2 separate regions of the Mus musculus genome follow, and region 2 is linked to region 1. The links are chromatin contacts, found by Hi-C or POLR2A ChIA-PET in ENCODE. All regions are on one chromosome and are shown on one strand. The core of a region is the stretch at or near the end of the contact, and the rest is flanking DNA. Distances in the headings are between cores, read along the strand shown. Region 1 overlaps Mthfd1 (methylenetetrahydrofolate dehydrogenase (NADP+ dependent), methenyltetrahydrofolate cyclohydrolase, formyltetrahydrofolate synthase). Region 2 holds the start of Akap5 (A kinase (PRKA) anchor protein 5).

Region 1 (7,686 bases), core at 2,619-5,118:
GGGGCTGCCAGGGCAGAGGTGCACAGCTGTGAATTAAGTCCAGACTGGAAAACCAAACTGCAGAACATACACGATCTGGTCCAAGTATATACTTGTTAGATTTTTCTCCCTCCCTCTCTCCCTCCCTTCCATTCTATTTCTTTTCTTCTCAGACTTACTTCGATTTCTGCTATAAAAAATATATGTGGTAGCCATAGCAGAAGTCTGGATCCTCTAAAGGAGCTCTGGTGTGAGTTTTCACAAGGTGGCCACAGTCTCTTTCCAGAAGTTGGGGGTAGCTGTAAGTCTTGGACATGGTTTTAGAGTCGGCCTTGGTGAAGTTGTCCAGAGTGGCAGAATAGCCCCTGGCTGGTGTGTATCAGTCATCAATACTGGCTATCAAAGCTTCCTGGGCACAGGAACAGAGATCATGCTAATGCCTCAGGTGACACAGAACCACTATGGTTGTCACCTTTCATGGGAATGGGGCTTGCCAATCTTTATTCCTACAGTAACCTCTCTGCAGAACGACCATGAAAATCTTGGCCAATATGGTTACCTCCTCGAAGGACCTAACACTAAGTCCAACTTGACCGTTGCAGCCCACATCTGCACGATCTTTAGAACAGCATCCTTTAGAGATGCTCTTAAGAGAATGTCAGTGGTCACAGAGTCCTCGATAGGCAGGGAGAATAGGTAGATCTCACCAAGGCCCTTGATCTTCGTGTTCTTGACCAGATGGCCCAGCTTGGAAATGGGGATCCTCTCATTGTCCTGTTTTAGCTCCATGAACCATGGGACCTCACCATGGCCCCTAAGATGGATAGCTGAGCCTTCCCGAGCCTGGGCCCCCAGTCCTCCTGTGGCACCTGCCATATTTCTGAGGAAGAAGCTGATGGCTAGTGGGTGTTTTGGGTTTTGTTGTTGGTTGGCTGGTGGCTTTTTTGAGACAAGGTCTTATGGAGCAGATGCTGGCACTGAACCTGCTGGGCAGCCAAGACTGCCTTGAAATCTGTACCCATCTCAAAAATGCAGGGATTACAACTGCGTGCCCCATGGTGTAATGGTGCATGCTTGTGATCCAAGTGCTCAAGAGGCAGTGGCAGGCAGATGTGTGTGAGTTCAAGGCTAACCTGGTCTACATAGCAAGTTCTTGGCCAGCCAGGACCGTATCTTGAGACCCTGTGTGGAAGAGAAAAGAATAATCAAACTTTAACATACACTCTGTCTGGCTGTTATAAAAAGTGTTTGCAAAGGCCCTGAACCAGGGTTTATAACCCCAGCATGTGGGAGGCAGCGGCAGAAGGGTCATAAAAGATTCTAGCCCATTTTGGGCTACATGAGACCCAGGTTGATCTCAAACTCATATCAGTCTCCCTCCTGCCTCAGCCTTCTACATGCTGTGATTACACATCGGGCTTAGTTTTGTCTTGTTGGGTCTCTCTGATGGTTTGAGGCCCCACCCCTTTGCAGGAAGGGATTGCCACTCCAGATGAAATGCTTAAGTAACATTCTTGATAAATCATTGGGATTAAGATGTGTTCTGGGGAACCAGTCTACCGCCCACCCACTTGACTGCCAGTCAAGAATCTAATGTTCTTTAAACATTCTTGCATCTAGTCTATCATTGATTACATAACCAGCTCCCTTAGAGCTGGGGACGTCCTGCAGGCTCAGCATGCAGGAGGCAGGACCGAAAAGCACAGCTTAATCTCCAAGATTCGAGTTCCTCCTGGGCCCCAGCCAGAGGTTTTAGGATGCTTGGCCGTCTACAGAACGGAGAGAAGCAAAACACTGCAGAGAGATCTTGACCTACACATGGGGAGGCACTTGTGAAATAAGTTTTTACAGATAACTTAATGCAATGAAGAATCACAAGTATGACCATGAGGAAGAGTGTGTACAGTGTGATGGGGTCAGGGTTCAAAGGGTACAAAGGCTCCCACACTGACACCCGTCAGGTGGGCGCTGGTTTGCTCCTCCTATGGTGTCTGTTCTGATAAGCTAGCCCAGTAGCCCCGTCTTACTGGTTTCACTACCGTCTGGCTGATGGTGAGCATTTTTCCATTGTCCCTGGGTGGTCGGTGCCTTTGGGAACTTCTGCCTCTCTAGTGTCTTTTTGACTGATGATAATTTCTCAGTTCCAATTACTCATCTATTACTCCTCCCACATTTCTGGAAACCTGTAGCATTCTCACCCTGTTTACAGTGCAGGCACTGGGCAACACCTGCATACCCTTTTTGTTGTAACCAGGGTTATCCTTGTCAATAGCCTTGTTTACAGTGCAGGCTCTGCATCAGCCTCCCGGGGAGCTTGAGATTACAGGTTCATGCCGGTGCCTCCAGCCCCTGGTTTTCCTTTTGGCATTGTCAGAGGATCACTGATCGAAGCTGGAGGGTAAAGAGTGAAGCCACTTATATTCACCCCAGCCTTCCCCTTCCCCACCCTCCTTTGTCTTCCATAAAAGTTCTCGGCTCAAACGTTCGTTTTATCCAAACTAAAATTGCAGAAGTTTTTCTGTACACTTTGCCTTTCCCTAAGTGTCTGATTTGCATGTATTTATTATTCCAGGTTGGCGACAGAGATGATTCCAATCTTTATATAAATGTGAAGCTGAAGGCTGCTGAAGAGGTAAAGCCAAGAACAGGGATGCTGGCATCCTTCTCACTACCTCCCCAGGTCCCGTTGGTAACCCCTTCGCCCTGTGTGGCCCTCCCCACAAAACTAATTTAACTATTGGGCAAGGCAGAGTCAGGTGACCTAGCCGGCTGATTTCTCCCTGTGTGGTTCTCATTGATGGTTTTCTTCCCTGAGAGGCAGGTGAGAGGCTGCGGAATGGTGTTGAATGTGATGGTGACAAAAGGGCTGATTCTCCACACACAGGGCAAAATGACACCCGATACTCCATTGCTTCAGTCACACTCCTTCAGAGAGGCAGGCTGTCTTAGTTAAGGTTTTACTGCTGTGAACAGACACCATGACCAAGGCAACTCTTATAAGAACAACATTTAACTGGGGCTGGCTTACAGGTTCAGAAGTTCAGTCCATTATCATCGAGGAGAGAGCATGGCAGCATCCCGATAGTCATGGTATAGGAGGAGCTGAGAGTTCTACATCTTCATCTGAAAGCTGCTAGCAGAATACTGACTTTCAGGCAGCTAGGATGAGGGTCTTAAAGCCCACACCCACAGTGACACACCCACTCCAACAAGGCCACACCTTCAAATAGTGCCACTCCTTGGGCCGAGCACATACAAACCATCACACAGGCCCAGATCTCAGGTTCTCATACCATTTCCCTGTTTCTTGTGTTTATTTCTGCAGATTGGGATCAAAGCCACTCACATTAAATTACCAAGAACATCCACAGAGTCCGAGGTGAGCGTGTGGATGCACATGGCGAGGTGTCTCCCTGTCTGCTTGCTTTGGTGGGACTTCAGGGGCTGAGATACACTTTGCAGACAGAAAATATTTCTTTACAGCCTTTCCTTCCTCCTTTCAGTGTCTGTGATTAATTAGTACAAATCAACTGTGGCACTACTTTTAGGTGTTAAAATATGTCATCTCCCTGAACGAGGATGCCTCTGTGCACGGATTCATAGTGCAGCTGCCTTTAGATTCAGAGAATTCCATTAACACTGAGGCAGTCATCAATGCCATTGCACCCGAGAAGGATGTGGATGGGTGAGTGCTCCCCGTTGGCTTTATTTAGAGCATGATTCTATTCTGGAAGCATAGCGTGTTTGTTTCTAGAGGACAGAGGCTCCACTCCTTCCTCCTAATTTGACTGTTTTAGGTTGACGAGCGTCAGTGCTGGGAAGCTCGCCAGAGGTGATCTAAATGACTGCTTCATCCCATGCACACCCAAGGGATGCTTGGAACTCATCAAAGAGGCAGGTAAGAGTGAGGGAAACCAGCAGGAAAATCGTGAAGACTCGCCTCTGCCTGCCAAACCCTGGGACTGCAGGTGTTTTCACAAGTACACTGGCTCTGCGCCGATTTCCTTAGCTGTTAGTTAAACTTAACTACAGCATGTGCACTCCACAGGGCTGGAGAGACAGTGCAGCATTTTCTTGAGCTTCTTTGTGAATCAGGACCACTACGACCCACTTCCTCTGTATTGCCACGTATCTAGAAAGCTCTTTCTTAGGAAGCTTTGCCTTCCTGTTGGCTTCAAGAGAACTTGCCTCAAAACCAAGGATTCAGCCCCCTGCACTGAAAGCAAAAAGAAGCAAACAAACAGACCAGAGAGAGTTGTTTCCTAAGAGATAGCAGAACCAAGATTTGAACCCAGGGTTGTGTATATTCAAAGCAATTTATTTTGGGGGTGGGACTCCTAAATGCCAATGAGAATTCTGCCAGTACAAAGTGAGTAATGTTGTGGGTTCCTGCCCCTGGAACCAGCCCCAAGTCAACTGTGGTTCCAACACTAGACAGATGGCTGGAGTGGATCTTGTGAACATTCACCCCACATTACTTCAGTACATAGCTAGTACCTTTGTATTTTAGTTTCCTTATAAATACTTTTAGCAGAGTTTATTTTTTGCACAGAAACGAGTCCTGTTAGAAAGAAGCAGGTCAGAAGTTTCAAGGGAGGCATTTGGCCAGAGTTAGTAATGAAAGTTGTCTGTGGTTGGCCAGCAAAGGCCAAGCCAGAAGCCTTGACCCAGCTGTGATAGTTCAGAACTACAATTTATATTCTTCAGTGTGTTTAGCCAATATTTATTACAGCTTTATAGGAAAGAGTCCCATGAGCTATTACACCCGTGACTTCCTGGTGTCCCACAAGCTACTGTTGCCTTAAGGTAGCTTCAAATCTTTGCTGAGTCTTAATTAGTAAAGTTGTCATTGGTCAATTGATTGGGTGATTTGCAGTGCTGAGAATGAAAGCCAGGGGCTCCAGCATGCTTGTCAGTTGTTCTGTAGTTGACCTATCCATTCAACCCAGCAATGGACTTGTCAATTCGTTCAAACTTCAAGGACTTCAATTCTAGTGTAGTCATGGTGTTAGCATTCTCTAAGTGCTGGTCTTCTGATGAAGTTGGTTCTTTTTCAAAGTGTGGTTTAAATCCCAAGCAAGGGTTCATAGCTTTTCAGCCTTGCCAGGGTAGAGTGGCCAGGCAGAGTATTTCGGAGCACTCTGCTCCTTTCTGTCTGGGCGGCCCATTTCAGGCCCCTCCTGGTAACGGGGTAACCCTGTGCAGCTTTCTCCCTGTTCTCTTCTCATGTTAGACAGACGGTCATAGCTGCATCTCACAGGCCAGAGGGCGAGGGAGAGACTTGTCACCTCTGTAGGATTCAGGTTTCAGTTCTAAAAAGCACCTCAAGGCCTGCCTGTGCTCTAGAGAGGATGTTCAGGGCAATCCAGGCCAGCTAGTGTCTCAAAAGAAGCACAAGCCTGGGGCAGTTCCATGGAAGAGCCCAGGCATAGCGTGTGTGAGTGAGGCCTTGAGTTTGGTCTTCAGCACTGGGGTGGGGGGATGTTGGCAAAGTGCCAGGAGTGCAGGTGCTGAGTCAGCGAAAGGCTTTCCAGCCACTTGCAGTTCCTATTATCTCTCCCCGGGAGATAACCCTGTGTTCAGGCCCTAAGCCAGACAGAACTTTGGATGAGAAACTGTATGAATAAACTCACTGAATCTGGGGAGTCGTACTGATACTAATCTGATTCTCTCCTTTGCCCTGACCCTGTTCCAGATGCCGTAGTTTTCATGACTGTTTTGCCCGCGTAGTTTAGTCTGATAGCTACTTCCATATGGCTGTTAGCTGTGTGTTGAGGTTTCTTTTTTGAGTGTAGGATTTCTTCCCACTCCCTCATGACTCAATGAACAGATCTTGGCCTAAGCGGAACCCCAAGCCCTACTGTAGGAAGGACAGTGGGCAGGTCCCAGGCTGAAGCTGGAGCTGAGGCTGTGCTTGGCGTAGGAGCGTTCTTAGGAAGATTTCTGTCGGATGCAGACGATCTGCTTCTGTGCACTTTTGCTGTTTTCCATCTGGGTGGTGTGTGAACGAGGGCAGCTGCTTCTCCATCTCTAATGTGTGCTGGCTTCTCTTCCAGGGGTGCAGATTGCCGGAAGGCACGCGGTGGTGGTTGGTCGAAGTAAGATAGTTGGTGCACCCATGCATGACCTCCTTCTGTGGAACAATGCCACGGTGACCACCTGCCACTCCAAGACTGCCAATCTGGACAAGGAGGTAGGCAATCCAGGGTAGCGTAGACGTCCAGCCTGTGTGCACGCGTGGGGACATTAGCTCTCTAACCCCAGTAACTGTGCTGTGCTTCATGTCTCATTGTCCAAGAGGAAGGGACAAATTCAAATCACAAGCTTGCCAGCATTGATCCAGATCTTTCTGACATTCTGACCATGCACTTTCTACACCAGCATGCCCTGTGACAGACAGGGTTTAGCAGTGGAATTATGCCATTTACAGGTCTCCCGGGCAGGTTGTTGGCCTTGGATGGAGGTACTCCAGACGAGGTTGAACAGTGGGCATCTCTCGCTGTCCTTTGTTTTATTATTGTTAGACTGGGGTTGAACTCCTTAGAATAGGCAGAATTTTACCACTGAGCTACATTCTTAGCTTCAGCAGCTTATTCTTGATCCTTACGTTGGATCCCTGAGTCCAAAATGTCACATGGCTGTGTCCTGCGGGCAGAGAACAAGATGGAGGCCTGGTACCCCCTCTTTAATATTCTCAAACTGTCCTGGGTTGATGGTGGGAGCAAGTGCCTTCCATAAACGAGGGTTCCATCACTAGGAATGTTGTCCTAAGTTTGGCTCCAAATCTGTGCTCTCTTCACCCTCACTGGTTCTCATTGCCTTTCCTGTTAGGGAAAATACCTAGAGAAGGGGGCTTCTGGCATGTGTAGGATTGAGTATGGCATGGGATTGGGCCAGCAGAAACTCTGGTTTGCATTTGAGGCCTTACCCAGTATCCCTGAAAGTGTTACTGATAATTAAAGATGTTATATCACAGCTCATGATTTTCCTTTTTGTGTCTCTGTGTGTGTGTGTGTGTGTGTGTGTACATGCATGCATGTGTGTGTATTTGCGTGTTTTGATTATTTAATTTCTGAAGTCTAGATCCCTCCCCTCCTTAGGTAAATAAAGGAGACATTCTGGTGGTTGCCACAGGCCAGCCTGAGATGGTGAAGGGGGAGTGGATCAAGCCTGGGGCTGTGGTCATAGACTGTGGGATCAATTATGTTCCAGGTGAGTGGTGCCAGACAGAGAACCAACTGCAGCACATTTTATGTCAAGTACCCGGGCTCAGTGAGCCTGCTGTGAGGAGGTTGTCTGTGTGCTGTCCTGCCTGGGGTCAGAGGTGTGGCTCCCCTCTGCTCTGCTAATCCTCAATTGACTTTGTACAGAGAGAGTGGGAGAGGGGGCAGCTGTATCATAGCTTATTTGTTTGTTTGCTTGCTTGCTTGTTTGTTATCTCTTCCGGTAGCCATAACTGTCCTGTGCCAGCTTCCTGAATGTGGGACTACAGGTGTGCAGGACCTCTCCTGGTTTCTGTTCTGCCTTTGTATACCCGTTGTATTCTAAGGAAGGCACTGGAGAGATTTTATGATAAACTACAGTAGGATTTCCTTGTCTGTGATCTTGCTTTCCCTGGTTTCAGTTACTCAAGGTCAACTGTGGTCCAAAAATATGACATGGAGAGCTCCTAAGACATTAGTGAGGTTGTTTCTTTGTTTTTGAGTC
Region 2 (7,686 bases), core at 3,856-6,355, 44 kb after region 1:
AATGAAATAATTTTGCTACCTTGGTGTTGAAACATAAACTGTGCCGTTGATAGACCTAGGTAGAATAGTAGGATGGCAGCCATCCATCCAGTGGACGTTGGGGGGGGCTAAAGAAGCGAGCTGCAGGAGGCACTTCTGATCTGTCTGAGGTGGCAGGGATGCTGGCTTATGTACCTGTCTCTATGAAGACACATAACTGGGGAGACCTGAAGGGGGTGAGGGTAGAAGTAGGGTATGGAAGACTTGCTTTCCTGTTTCTTACCTTCCTGTCTGACTGAGCTCCTCCACAGAGGGCCTGCTGCTTGGCATATTTGGGATTCCCATTTGAATCACTGCCTTAGTGCTATTGGTTTTTGTTACTGGTGTGTGCGTGTGTGTGTGTGTGTGTGTGTGTGTGTGTGTGTGTGTGTGTGTGAGTGTGTGTGTGTGCGCACGCGCGCGCGCGTGACTTGTTTGGATTGGTTTTCCCCCAACCCTTCTTTGCCCCCTTCTATCTTGCCATTCTCATCACTACCCATCTCCCATGGGCCCCTTGCTAGCTTCCTGGCTTTTGTTCCCGTTTCCTCCCACCTGGATTACCTGTTTAACAGTTAGAGGCTAGACTCTGCATGCAGCAGAGAAAGCTACCTTTGCCTTCTGAGCATAGGATACCTCACTTAATTTAATGATCCATTTTCATAATTTCATTTTCTTTCATGGCTGGATACAATTCCATTTTCTGTATGTACCACATTTTAATTCTCCGTTCTGGCAAAAGACTTCTATGCTGAATCCATTTCAGGTCCTCAAGGATGCCACATTCCTTTGGGTGGGCCGTTTCTGCTCCACTGGCTTAGCAAATGTTTGCTAGACTGCCACTGAGAACCTGGGCTCTACCTCTCTATACAGAATGGTCTTGTGAGTTTTTGTTTGAAGTTTCTAGAATGTCCTCGCGTCTCTTATCCTGTGTCTTCTGTTGTTCCTGTCTTTCTGCATTGGCTCTTTCCAGATTCTGCCCCGCACTGGTACCAAAGCTAAACCTTGCTGCTGTGGATAGAGCTGCTTCCCCAGGCATCTTCAACATTGTTAACACTTAGGCCCATGGGTCCAAATAAACAATGGTGGAGAATGGCAAAGGAGGGCTCAACTTCCAGGCATCTATAAGCCACCTGACATGGGTCCTAACTGCAGTCTACACAACAGAGCAGCAAGCACTCTTAACTACTGAGTCATCCCTCCAGCCCTGTGTAAGACCCTGTGTTTGATCAATAGCTACACACACACAATCACAAAAACAATCACAAATAAATCACATGGGAAATTCTCATGTGCCGTTGCAACTTCTGTGCAAGCATCCACACAGCTAACTCCTGCCAATGAAACTGCTCAGAAGGAAGTTGCCAGCTTCGTAACAGGAGCTGACACCTGCTAGCAGCGTGTAGGTGAATTGTAATCAATTAGGTTTATAGCCTCATGTTACAGAAAGGCATTTCAGGTTTCCAGGGCTGGTGCCTGCTGTCACCTTATTCCAAAACCTCTGCTCTCTGCTGCCTCTCAGCAGTTCCTAGAAGGCAGTGCCTACCAAGCTGGGTCCATTCCCTGCCTTCAGAAGGAAGAGGTAACCAAGGTGCTTGAAATGAGGTCAGAGTGGCTGCTGAGCAGTCCTCATGGGCAGGAATCTTTGCTCAAAGGCGTCACAAGTACAAGCTTGCAGAGGCTATTTCCACAGTGAAAAAAGGGCATAAGATAACTACGGCCAAGAAGAGTCAGTGCACTGGGGATCTGTCGGTGTCACCAGCCCAAGTCCCATCATCCCTTCAGTCTGGGGCTGGCACCGTCCCTCCAGTTCCAAGGGTTCCCATGCTGGCCCTCCTCTCTCCTTATTGGTAGGATCCCTGATAAGGAAGTTGTGCCTCCTGGTTGTCGCACCCCCAATGCTGTGCATGGAAGATTCATATAGACATAATTTAAGGGTGACAGTGGAATGTATGTACTGAGAAGCAAGGCACTCGGCTCACTGCAGCTTTCCTGGTGCCCACAAATAGATCAAAACACCAAGGACCTGGGGGCCACAGGTTCAGTAGATGGTGTGCCAGAGAAAGGTGCTGCGGAAGGCTTATTCTGAGGAAGACTCAAGGACATAAGAACTGTTAACGAGGAGTCGAGACCATGTTTGTAGCTAAAAGCCTCGACTGAGGATGGGGACCAGGATGGAAGAGACGGTGTAGTCAGCTCAGATACATACGTAGGCTATTTTACTGGCACGCTCTATCTGTGACATTAATAAGATAAGCTGTGAGGAGGATAGTTCTCTATCAGATTGGAGAGGTATTTATAGCTCATTTCCTAATTATATAACTCAGACGGAGTAGTAGGCAATAATACAGTAATAGCTTCAGCGGCCCTGTCACTTGAGTGTGTTTAGGAGTGACAGGTTTCTTCCTCTTGTGCATGCAGTACATTGTTCAAACATCTGGCCTCAAGTTCTAGCCATATCCTAAAGAAAAGCCAAAATGCAGATTCTTATTTATAGTAATATGCGTCCCCTCCCCCCGGCTCATTCTCTTTCCTGGGTGCATTGTGTATGGATGAGAGAAAGATGCCAGATAAGTTGTTGATCATATAAGTCTTATTTTCCCCTAGAGCATGAGATAATCCACCTCTTACCTTAGACTATAGTCAGCTCCCATTCTTCTAAGGCCAAAGCCGGTGCAGGCGAGCTGCACTTGAGTTTCTAAGATGCTCTTCACTGCTGCTCTTTCAGCCTGCATCTCTCATTGTCCGATGCTTTCTCTTCTTTTCAAGTGGGTCTTGCGATGTAGCGCAGCCTGGCTAGGGATGTATGGTCCTTCTGCTTTAGCTACTCAAGTCCTGGGATTGAGCTACTACACCTGGCTCCAAGTGGTTTCTACTAAGATAGCCAGGTTACCCCATCATAGCCAGGTTACCCCATCAATCATCTGCATGAGCTTCCTCTCCTAAAATGACCGCCAACTCCCAGGTCTGCTGGATTTGGAAAAGCTTAAGAGTTTCTTCCCGCTCGTCTCAAGTTCAAAACTACCAAAAACGGTTAACATATAACCGGCTTGCGGGTATAAAGTCATTTCACACATCTGTGCTTGCTGGATGAACAAAGCTAACTCATTTGGATTTTTTTTTGAGATGGGATCTCATGTAGTCCAGGCTGGCCTTAGATTCCCTGTGTAGCCAAGGATGGCTTTGAAAAGTCTCATCCTGCTGTCTCTACCTCCTAAGTACTGAGATCACAGGCTTGTTTCACCCTGTCCAAACCGCACACTGGCAAGTGTGTGTGTGTGTGTGTGTGTGTGCGCACTCGCGTGCACGCAGAGGGCTTACAGGGGCCAGAAGAGGATCCCCTGGAGTTAAAGGCAGTTATAGAGAACTGAAATGTGCGCTGGGAATTGAACTCTGATTCTCTGCAAATCAAGAACTCTCTTTTTAAAATTATTTTTCTTTTATGTACATTGGTGTTTTGCCTGCATGTGTGAGGGAGTCATATTCCATGGAAAAAAGTCAGAGACAGTTATGAGCTGCCATGTGGGTGCTGGGAGTTGAATCTGGGTCCTCCCGGTCTGTTTTGTGCCTTAAGAGTTTATTCCTTATCAGGTCTGGTTGGAGTAAATCTAGACTAGAGAGTCTGAGGAAGGTAAAATATATTCCTTGAAAAACCATCCCCAAGTGGACATCTGATATTGACCTCTCAAAGGTCATGGTCCACTTAAGAAAGGGGACAGGGTCTTGTTCTTCCGCGTCCCTGGGGCTTTCGAGCTCTGTGCTAGGAGGAGCCCTGGAGGAGGCTGAGGCCTGCTGGAGTACCACATCCATGCTGACAGGTGAGCACAGAACATGGCCCATGTGACATCTCATATCAGAACCGCGGCTGGATTACTGTTTCCTTTAGGACATCCCTTGGGGTCTGCTTACCTTGTTCCTCTCAAGTGGGGACGGAGATGAGGGTGCTCACTATTCCAGCCCCATTTGGAGCAAAGGGTATTTGCCTGGTGTGCACAGAGCCTGAGGTTTGGACATGGTGAAACAAGCCTGTCAGAGTGTGTGTGTGACTTACAGGGTCTCAGCTTGAAAACATCCCAAAGCCACAGGCCCTGAGCTGGGGAGGCCACACCTTTGTGTGCACAGAGCCATATTTGTGCTGGTTCCCACCTGAGCTGACACCTTCCTGTTCCAGAGTGAGGACTGTACCAGTACCAGGTTGAGGTTCTGTTTAGTGAGTTTATTTCTGTTTCTCACCATATATATATAATTTTCTCCATAGCCAGGTGCAGCTTCTGAGGTGGAGGTGGGTGAATCTCAGTGAGTTCAATACCAGGCTGGTTCACAATGAGTTTCAGGTCGGTCGTACAGAGCTACACAAATAAAATGTCTGCCAGTGGATGGTGGCACAGGCCTTTAATCCCAGTACTCTGGAGGCAGAGACAGGTGGATCCCTGTGAGTTTAAGGCCAGCCTGGTCTACAGAGTGAGTCCCAGGACAAGCAAGGCTACACAGACAAACCCTGTCTCGACAAAATAAATAAAATAAAATCCTCCCCCGGCCCCTTATTGTCTCTGTACTGTTATGAATCTTGCTTTTTAATTTTGTTTTTGCAAAAGATCCAGCTAGGGCTGGTTACAGGTGGTTGTGAGCCGCCTAATGTGGGTGTATGGGGATCGATCTTAAACCCCCTGGAAGAGAAATACGTGCTGTTCACCGCTGAGCCATCTTTCCCATCAATCTTTATCTGTAGATATGCTTTCTACCTTGTCTTTAATGTTCCAGGGGGGATTCACGGTGGGAGCCTTATAAATTCAAACAAGGTTTTTACGGATGTGCGTCTCAGGAAATGAGGGGTTTCTACCCTCTTGCAGTCCTCCTGCTTTGCTTTAGTGGTCCCTCCACCCTGGTCCTGATGTCTTTATGCAGCGGTGATGCGTCCGGGGCGGGAGCACGGAGGTCTCTCCCAGGCCGCTGGGCAGTCGGCTGGCAGGTGGCTGGCTGAGTTCACCCCGCCCCCGGCCCTAGCCCCGCCCCACTGCTCCACGCGCATTGGCGCGACCAGCTGTCTCTCTCCGCGCTGGGGAGGGGGCGCGCGGCTGCGGTCCCTCTGCAGAGGGCTGCGCGCTCCGCGGTCTCCGGGGCTCTCCGTTGTTTGGGCCCGTGCTCCTCGACCTCGGGAGCAGAGCTGGCCAGAGACCGCGACGATCTGGGTAAGTAGAGGCAAGACTAGAGGCTCTGGGTCAGAATCTGGTGCACTGAGCCCTGGTAACGGCGGCAGACCCCGGGTCCTGGTCACCAGATTGTGAGGGACACGACTGCAAGGTCGCCGATCCTCAGACGGCTCCAGGTGGGTGACCCTGGGCTGTTCTGCCGCCCGCTCGCTTCGCACGAGTTGCAGCTGCTGCTTTGGCACCGGCTGCCTACCTAACCCTTTTCCTTTAGGGGTTTTCTGGGGAACTGTGATTTTCGGCTCCGGGCTATGATAGTTCTGCAGATAGCTTGAAGCTGGGCTATCTATTCCACGCCCCCGGTATTTTCCTTTCTGAGCACTTTATCCTGAGCTCTGTCTCCTGCCATAGGGGCGTCAAGCTTGGAGAATCCTTCCTCCAGGAGGAAGCTTCGCGGTTCGTGTCTAGTGCTGGGAAGGGTTCCTTGCTCTGTTCAGATAGTGGTTGCTCTCTGTTGCTCAAGGGGAGAAGGGTGGTGGTTGTTTTCTGTGGTCTTGGACAGGAGATTCTGCCAGGAAAGGACAGCAGGGACTTTAAGGTTTCCAAGACAATAATGGTCCTCTCGAAGGTAAAGGTGAATCATTTGCAGTCTTAACACTCTGCAAAGTTTTAATGCCTGCAGGCTGCATCCTTTCCCTGCCTCGCCTACACTTGTTGGGGTGTTGATCTCTACAGTGATGTACATTAAAAGAAACCTCTCGTGCAACCATCTAGGCCATTTAGGTTAGTTTCAGAGACTTTCCGGAATATAATCTCATTTGAATATTTCTTCTATTAATACACACACTTAGAAGGAATGATCTCTAGAGCGCTGGAGGCTCAGGGAAAGAAGACGTGGAAGCCATTAAGACTGGGTTCTAGTTCTAGTGCTAGGGTGTGTGAGGAGAGACTGCAAATGTTATACTGGTCCCATCATTCTAGAATTTTATGTTTCTTTGTAGAAAGATGAAGCTTTCAATACTTACCCTTAAAAAAACAAAAGAAAAGCCTTAGCTCTTAAAACGGTTTTTCAGGGTTCCAGTTCTACAGAGAATTGGGAACTGGTACCCAAGTGAAAGCTCTGTGAAGAATATGCATGAAAGGCTCCCCTGCGCCTAACTCAGGGCTCAGCACCTAAAATGCACGGAGCTGTTGTTAGCTAGTCATTCCAGGTCCTCATTCCTTAAGCCTTGCCATTCTGTGGACTATTACTTTTTTTGGTGGCACTGGGGCTCAAACCCAGAATCTTGTGGCACGTTAGGCCAATGTTCTGTCACTAAGCTATGTGTCAGTTTAGTTTTACATGTTTTTCTGAGACAGGGTCTCACGTAGCTGGTGCTGTCTTCAACTCTACTATGTAGCTCTGTGGATGGCCTTGATTGAGACTCCTGCCTCCACCTCCCACTTGCTGGAATTACAGTCACGCGTGGTCACAAGCAGCCTCAGATTAGCATTTTAAAGCAATTTACTTTCTCTTGGACCTCGAGGCGCAGTGAAAGAACGCAGTTCAGAAACAGGCAGTCTTGGGTTAAATCTGAGCGCTGTTGCCACCGACAAGCTTTGTAGTCTCAGGCAGGCAGACTGCTTAACTGCAGATGGAGATATCACCACCTCCTCACTCTGCAACACTGCGGTGCAGGTTAGAGATGTATGTGAAAGTGCTCAGCGCTGCTGCCTCGTACACGGGAGTCGCGCAACCGACGTTGGCTGGAACCGTCACTAACTTACCTCCAGCTGTGTGCAGTTACAGTGGGGAAACATGAGTAGCAGGCACTTCACTGAAGATGTCAAAGTTACACAACGACTTTTAAGAGTAGAGAATGACAGCGATGCTAGATTTTTTTTTTTTCTGAGAGTATGTATGGAAAGTAGCGCCTCCTTGGTGAAATGTATGTACATTTTTAGAACAGAAACCTTATGCTACAATAGAACGAACACCAGAGAGTCAGATTTTCTACTTCTAACTCTGGCTAGGTCCTCATCTAGCTGAAGGCTTTCTGCAAGCTCTAGCTGCCCACTGGGAGCTCACGTTGATCATTAATTCATCGTGAGCCATCTCCCATGTCCCTCGTAGTACCAGCGTTCTTCGTGGTATGTGATGAGACAGTACTCAGGCTTCCCTACCACACTGCCCTCTCTTTTCTTGTTATTTGCTAAACTTTCCATATGGGACCATAAACAATTCTTGGAGAAGATAACTGGGCACACTAGCAGAGTGACCTCAAACAAAATCTGAGCAAAATGAGTTCACACTCAAATCTTTTTGATAGGGTAAAACCAAGCCTCGCTTTTTAGCCCTAAGTTGTTGTAGTATGTACTTTCTGTGGAATGCATGCACCATATGATACAGTTTATATTAAAAATAATAGGCTTCCTCCAGGCAGTGGTGGCGAACGCCTTTAATCTCAGCACTTGGGAGGCAGAGGCAGGTGCATCTCTGAGTTTGAGGCCAACCTCATCTACAGGGTGAGTTCCAGGACAGCCA

The links. Hi-C counts contacts between places; a loop is a spot of excess contacts on that map. ChIA-PET counts read pairs that join two places held with the same protein, here RNA polymerase II (POLR2A).
Region 2: a map of left cerebral cortex shows a loop between it and region 1 (2.6-fold over the local background). The contact joins the promoter of Akap5 here to the enhancer-like site in region 1. A Hi-C loop is called at or near these places in 6 of 37 maps with a recorded cell type or tissue (CH12.LX, Patski and left cerebral cortex). POLR2A ChIA-PET finds 5 or more read pairs at or near these places in 3 of 5 experiments (all embryonic stem cell).

Annotation. Positions count from the first base shown.
Region 1 is chr12:76,276,853-76,284,538 of GRCm38, forward strand. Mthfd1 (methylenetetrahydrofolate dehydrogenase (NADP+ dependent), methenyltetrahydrofolate cyclohydrolase, formyltetrahydrofolate synthase) reads left to right here. Exons shown (of 28, transcript NM_138745.2): 3 at 2,552-2,611; 4 at 3,305-3,358; 5 at 3,528-3,664; 6 at 3,777-3,877; 7 at 6,036-6,172; 8 at 7,080-7,191. Among named protein-coding and RNA genes, the nearest start is that of Gm40444, 4.7 kb to the left of the region's middle. Within about 2 kb of position 3,869, at least 1 of the 3 ENCODE cell types and tissues checked has a DNase peak (open chromatin) inside an H3K27ac peak, as active enhancers do; it is left cerebral cortex, where a contact is called at or near this core.
Region 2 is chr12:76,319,786-76,327,471 of GRCm38, forward strand. It overlaps Akap5 (A kinase (PRKA) anchor protein 5), which reads left to right and starts at 5,106. Exons shown (of 2, transcript NM_001101471.1): 1 at 5,106-5,204. Mthfd1 (methylenetetrahydrofolate dehydrogenase (NADP+ dependent), methenyltetrahydrofolate cyclohydrolase, formyltetrahydrofolate synthase) reads left to right here. Exons shown (of 28, transcript NM_138745.2): 28 at 1-35. Gm40443 (a long non-coding RNA gene) reads right to left here and starts at 3,379. Exons shown (of 3, transcript XR_001780628.2): 1 at 2,647-3,379.